Linked DNA regions of Mus musculus: region 2 is linked to region 1. The links are chromatin loops, found by intact Hi-C in ENCODE. Cell type or tissue: left cerebral cortex. All regions are shown on one strand. Each heading gives the region's core, and the rest is flanking DNA. Links, peaks and the distances in the headings are about the cores only. Region 1 overlaps Tlr5 (toll-like receptor 5). Region 2 holds the start of Susd4 (sushi domain containing 4).

The links. Peaks named below come from ENCODE experiments on the same cell type or tissue, not always from the same donor. Only the 100,000 strongest peaks of a DNase experiment are listed, where the experiment ranks them.
Region 2: a loop joins it to region 1, with 4 times the contacts of the local background. A loop is called at or near these places in 1 of 42 quality-filtered maps.

The regions. Positions count from the first base shown.
Region 1 is chr1:182,958,833-182,961,738 of GRCm38, forward strand. The region is part of intron 1 of Tlr5 (toll-like receptor 5); the gene reads left to right. Among named protein-coding and RNA genes, the nearest start is that of Tlr5, 5.5 kb to the left of the region's middle. In left cerebral cortex, for the core only: a CTCF peak has its summit at 1,481 (motif pointing left); a DNase peak (open chromatin) is centred at 1,426; H3K4me3 peaks cover 886 bases; H3K27ac peaks cover 499 bases.
Region 2 is chr1:182,762,159-182,765,064 of GRCm38, forward strand. Susd4 (sushi domain containing 4) reads left to right here and starts at 2,058. Exons shown (of 9, transcript NM_001356461.1): 1 at 2,058-2,238; 2 at 2,848-2,906. The coding sequence starts at 2,883. In left cerebral cortex, for the core only: a CTCF peak has its summit at 1,727; DNase peaks (open chromatin) are centred at 1,424, 1,801 and 2,522; H3K4me3 peaks cover 1,841 bases; H3K27ac peaks cover 1,665 bases.

The DNA of each region.
Region 1 (2,906 bases), core at 111-2,610:
ATTCAAACACAGCACTGCTGGCTGTGACCTCACATACCATGGAGGTAATTGTCACCAGCAGACAAGAGCCTAGTCACTCGTACTGACTCTCTGAACCCAGTTTAGAATGGGACACACACACACCTCCATTGCCCTGCCCAGCAAACTCCACATGCATAAACCTCCCAGGGGGTGGGAGGGGTGGGGACTACGGGCTTCTGATTGGGTCCCTTCACCCAGCCCTTGCCTGTCTTCCAATGAAATCAGGGTTAGGGTCTTTCCTCCTCTGCACCTGGATTCTTGGGCCTGTCTTCTCCCAACTTTGGGGCTCAGCGTGGACCAGGAGTGTCTGTGCCAACCACAGAGCTAACTTGGTGTTATGGGCCTAAGAAGCTATCTCTATTTCAAATAGAGACTACAGATCCTCGCAGGGCTTAGTAGGGTTTCTGTTCCCTGTTCACACAGACCCCAATCCCAGTGGCTTCCAATTTACATCACTCTACAAAGGACTTCTGCTGCTCTTAGCAAATCGATTGCCTGTGTCATTACTTGCTTCAAGGCTTCCTTGGACTTCCCAGTTCGCTCTGCTCCAGCTCCCCGCCTCCCCCTCCCCCACACCCCCCTATCCCCGACCTGGCTGCTGCCCAGCTCTCCTGGCAGTTTACTTTGTCCGCCGCCGATACTCAAGGTTTAGCTGAGCTGCATTCCGGGAGGCTGTCAGAGCCTGCGGTGTTAATTTTCTAATTGAGAGCACCGTAGCCTAAACCTGGCGACAGACAGATCGGAGTGTTCGACTGCTCTGTGAGCTCCCTGTCCCCGAGGGATTTAAGTGCGCCTCGCCAGCCGCTAGTTTTGCATAATCATCCAGTTGAGATTATTTTATTTTGATCAGCTGTTGTAAAAAGTGCTCTAATGAGTCTATAATAAGCAGTCAGGAGGAGACCATTCGGAGCCTAAACCATTGGGATGCTGATACTGTTTTTACAGAGTATCGTTTTGTTTGTTGTTTGGGGGTGCCAGGGACCATTGCCTACAGGGCTCATTGTTATGTTATTTCTCATGGATGGTAAAGGAAATACCCTCCCATTCGAGAACCTGTTCCTTCTCTCTGCTTTCCCCTTCAGTGGCTTCTAAGGGTGTGCCTTGCTGGTGAGGCGTTGGTACATGAATGTTGGCTGTCTACTTAAGTAAGCAAAGCAAAGCTGGAGGATTACACACAGGTTTGGGTCCCAGTGCGGCTGGAGTACGGAAGTGGAAACGATTATCCATGCTATTTTATAGATGATTAAACTGAAACTCAAAGAACTCCAGCGCTTACCCAAGCTCACGCACCTGTTAAATGTGGAACTAGGATCGAATTGAGCCACTAGTTTGGTCGTCATCTAAATTTGGAAACGCACCCCATTAGGCAGGCAATCGGTGCTTCCCAGCGGAGCCCAGTCTAGCTTTCCTGCGAATGGCGGAGGACTCCTCCTCTGGTCTCTGCCCAGCGTGCGCCCCCTGCTGGTGACCAGGAGGACACCAGCAGGACCTGAGAAACTCGATCCCAAGCTCTCTGGCTTCCTTAGCTCAGATTAAACCATGGGGGCTCTTCCAGCTCTCCCTCGCGAGAAATCTCCAGCGAGAGGTGAGAGGATTTGGAGTGAATGCATTAGTATGGCCATAAGGCATTCACGGGAGAACGAGTTTGTGCCTCACAACCATGAGTATAAAAGCAGGAGTTGTGCCCATTAGAACGTGGTCAGCGGGTCAGCCCCATCACCTGGGTGCATGCTAGAAATGCAGTGGGGGAAAGCACTCACTGCCCGAGTGTGAGGACCTGAGTTCAAAACCCAGAACCTGTAACGCACAATCAGCAATCTCATTGAGATGGAAGAGACACGAGACTCCTCTGAAACGTGGGCGCCAGCTATCTCGGGGTCCAGAGTGGCAAACAGTGAAGACTCTCTGTCTCAAATAAGGTAGAAGAGGAATGGAATGATACCTGAAGTGACCCTCCGGCTTCCACGTGAAGCACGCACACATAGACAATTATTCTTAGTTGTTAAAAGCTCGTGCTGTCGGGTTTCCCCAAATGAGATGGATCAGCACCCCCAGTTCCAGGGAGTCCCCTGTGCACAGCATCCTTTGAGGCTCTGCATATGTCCGCCAGAATTTTAAGATCTGGTTGTATTTAAAGATCACAATGGCAACCTGACAGCTGTGCTTGCAGGTGGATTCAAGTTCCTGCTCTACAATTTACCAAGTATGAGATCTTACTCAAAGGCCCGACCTCACTAGGGACCTGTTTAATCATCTTCAAGATGATCTGATGCTAACCAAGTCAGTTCTTCAACCTTGAAGCCACTCCCTTGCATATTTGTGGCCCGTACTTTACACCCAGGCTCCTAACCCTGCCTTCATCATTCACTTAGCCCTGCGGCTTAGGAATGCCAAACCCTGTGGGGGTCTTCCCTTACTCCTTCCGTTCCCCACCCCACTCAACCCCACCCTGAGAAACTCACAAGGCCCTGAGTCAGCAAATTCTTGGTTCCTTGGAGTACAGAGACAGGGTAATTGTCTTGTCTAGGACCGGAATCTCAGAAACTCAATGTTCACAGGCAGGTGATGAAAAAGACTTCCAGGTCCCAGGGGGAGCATCCTCACCAGCAGAGTGATTTTATTTTCCTCTCTGGTACTGCAAAACAGAAAGGTTGCTCATCTGACTGAATGACTTAGACACCACCTTCTGCAGCGGAGGCTGGACCAGACGTTTCTCAGTCTCTTCAGCCCTCAAGTCTTACAGGTCTTGGTTTAGAAAAGCGTTTCAAACGTTTCAAACGTTTTGCTTCCAGGGAACATTCCATTTGGGGGTGGGGGGGTGGATGGGGAACACACACCTCTAATCCCAGCACCTAAGAGACAGAAAGACTTGGAGTTCAAAGCCA
Region 2 (2,906 bases), core at 207-2,706, 200 kb before region 1:
CGTTCCTCCATTCCCCACCCCGACCCCTTCAGTTCCTGCCTTCAGTTCCTGTCTTGGCTTTTCTTACTGGTGGACTGTAACTTGTCAGCCAAGTAAAAGTCTTCCCCTCCCCAAGTTGTTTTTGGTCAGTGTCTTAGCACAATAACAGAAAAAACAAACAAACCCAAAGCAGAGCAGTCCCACCCGAGGAAGGCATTTCTGAGTGCAACCAGCAACTACAACAGGCTTCCTCAGGTACTGGATGAGGCTACGTGACCTTGTTCACAAATAATTTAATTCTTGTGGTACTAAGGGTGGAGCCCCGAGCCTCACACAAGAGCTAGGCAAGTGGCCTACTGCTGAGCTGTAGCTCCAGCTGGCTAGCACTGTGTCAGAAAGGAGACTTAAGCGCAGATCCCAGGCTTGGGACAGATGAACTTGGATGGTCCTGTTGGCCCTGGTAGTCTTATAAGCCGATTGTTGCAGCTAAGCGGCAGACTTCAGATACATTTGTTGCATGGTCAACAAATAGTTTTATGCCCTGTGGATCTGACAGCTATTTTTAAAACGGTAGATATTTTATTGAGAATAAGCTAGAATAAATATTCAATTTGCAGCGAACAATCTTAGGACCTTGGAAACACAGAAAAATGCCCAAGTAATGCTTTGGGCTTCAGAGTTCAGGCTTTAGCAGAAATGCATTTGTGATAACCAAAACTGTTCAACTTACTCCGTGCAAAGCTGACATCTCAATTTTACAAATCGAAAAAAAAAATCAACAACATTGAACTAGATTTATCTACTAAAAGCTAATTTCTCCTGCAAGAATTTGTTAAAATTACTCGCAGTAAAAGCCAACACGGTAAAAGCTGTAATTTCCAAACTACCTTCAGTATGTGAGATTTTGGGAAAGTCGATAGAAGGACGAGATGATTTGGTGGCTGTATCAGAAACATGGTTTTTCATATCCACAAATTGCTACAGAATAATGGGGATCCAGTGGTTCAAAAATACTGCCTGCCGGCCCTACCTCATTAAGGCACACCCCTTAATCACCAAGGCTCACACAAGTACCCTAGGAGCCGGCCCAGACCTCAGAGGGAGGTCTAGCTTGCTGGGGAACAGCAAAGGTTGGGAGAACAGAGCTAGCAGCAGGCTGAACTTAAGACACCAGGAAGGGACCGCTGACCAGGGGAACGTTCTTTCCTGGGGACCCCTGATCCTTTCGGGTTCTTACCCAAAGGAAATAAGCTTCCGGTGATATCCAGCTTTCCCGCATTGGCACCCATCATCTCACTGCCCGGTCACTTGTCTCCCTGAGGGAGAGCCTCTCAAGAGAAAGCTCCGAGAGATGCTTGCGTCTATCTCCAAGGCAGCCAAGAGGGAAAATGCCGACGGTGCAAGGGACGGGAGACAGAGACCCAGCCTCCTCGGGCTGTCCACTGGGCTCTAGGGGAAGCTCACACCCGTGGAGATGTTCGGGGTCACCAAGAACTTGAGGTTTTAGCAGCAAGGGTTGTGCTTACACCGCCCCATTCAAGTTAACCCTGTCATCGGTGATGGTCCTGGGTGGGATCATCCTGTCCACCTCCACCTTCGAGGTCACAGCCTCTGGTGGCACACACGGGGCTAAGGGCTCCAGAGGCCACTGGTGAAGGATCGCGGCGCAGACCTGCGGTGTGTGCGCGTGCGTGTGCCTGGGTATGTGTGCGTGCATACGCGTATGCGCGTGTGTGAATGCGTGTGCGTGTGTGCCGCCGCCTGGCGACTCGTGCCCGACAGGTGCAGGCGCGCCGGCTTCCCATTGGCCACGGCGTCCTCCTCCGCCCACGCCATCCCCTTACCCCTGCTACCGGCGCTGGCTGGGACCCGCCGAGGCGCGTGCAGGCCCGCGCGCCCCTGCCCTTCCCGCGCGCGCCCGGGCCTCGTCCCTTCCTCCCCCTCTCCGCGCCGCCGCCGCGCGCTCCCGAGCTCAGGTAGCGGGCGCGCGCAGCCCGGCAGCCGTGGCCCTCGTCACCCCCGCCCCCGGCCACTCGGGGGAGCCCGGGGAGGGAGCGCGCGGCGGGACGGGCGGGGGCGGTGTAGCCCGGCAGCCGCCGAGGCTTCCGTCTCGCTCGCTCGCTCGCTCCTCTGTCTTGCTCGCTCGCTCGCTTGCTTGCTCGCGCAGAGGCGGCAGCAGAGGTCGCGCACAGATGCGGGTTAGACTGGCGGGGGGAGGAGGCGGAGGAGGGAAGGAAGCTGCATGCATGAGACCCACAGGTAAGAGCCGGAGCCCGGAAGGGGCTTGCCTGCCCCGGGGAGGCGTGCGCAGGCCGGGCTGGGCGAGTTGGCTCCTGGCTCAGCTCCCCTAAGGGAGGAATTTTTAAAATAAAAATAACAGCTCAGATTTCATAAGGGACTGGGGCAATAGGAGCCTCCCAATCCTTGGAAAAGCAGAGAAGTATCCAGGGGCAGCAGGGGGCACATTGTGAGATTCCTCAGAGTGAAATGTACAGGCCCGGGGAAAAGTGTTTTCTCAGCCGCTTGATGCTATAAGGCTTTAGACTTTCCTGTCATGATCAGAGCCGCTGAATCCCGGGGACCAGCACAGAGCCAGTGTGCACTAACCCCTGTCCTCTCTCCCCTCCTCCATCCCTCCCGCACGCGCAGTATCCCATGGTGGCTGCTACTCTCTGGACCCTGCATGGGGGGTGGCAGGGAGGATCTCGCTGTGGGAAAGGGGGCGGGGGCTGCGCAGGGGCGAACAGGGATGGGATGGGATGGAGCCCGCAAAGCCCAGGCACCGGGCCCCCAGGGTGGAGGAGGGAGAGCTTGGCCCCAGAGCCCGGGCAACCCCGGGGTATTGTCGTGTTCCGCTCCTGGTTGCAGACTCTCGCAAGCTGGATGCCCTCTGTGGATGAAAGATGTATCATGGAATGAACCCGAGC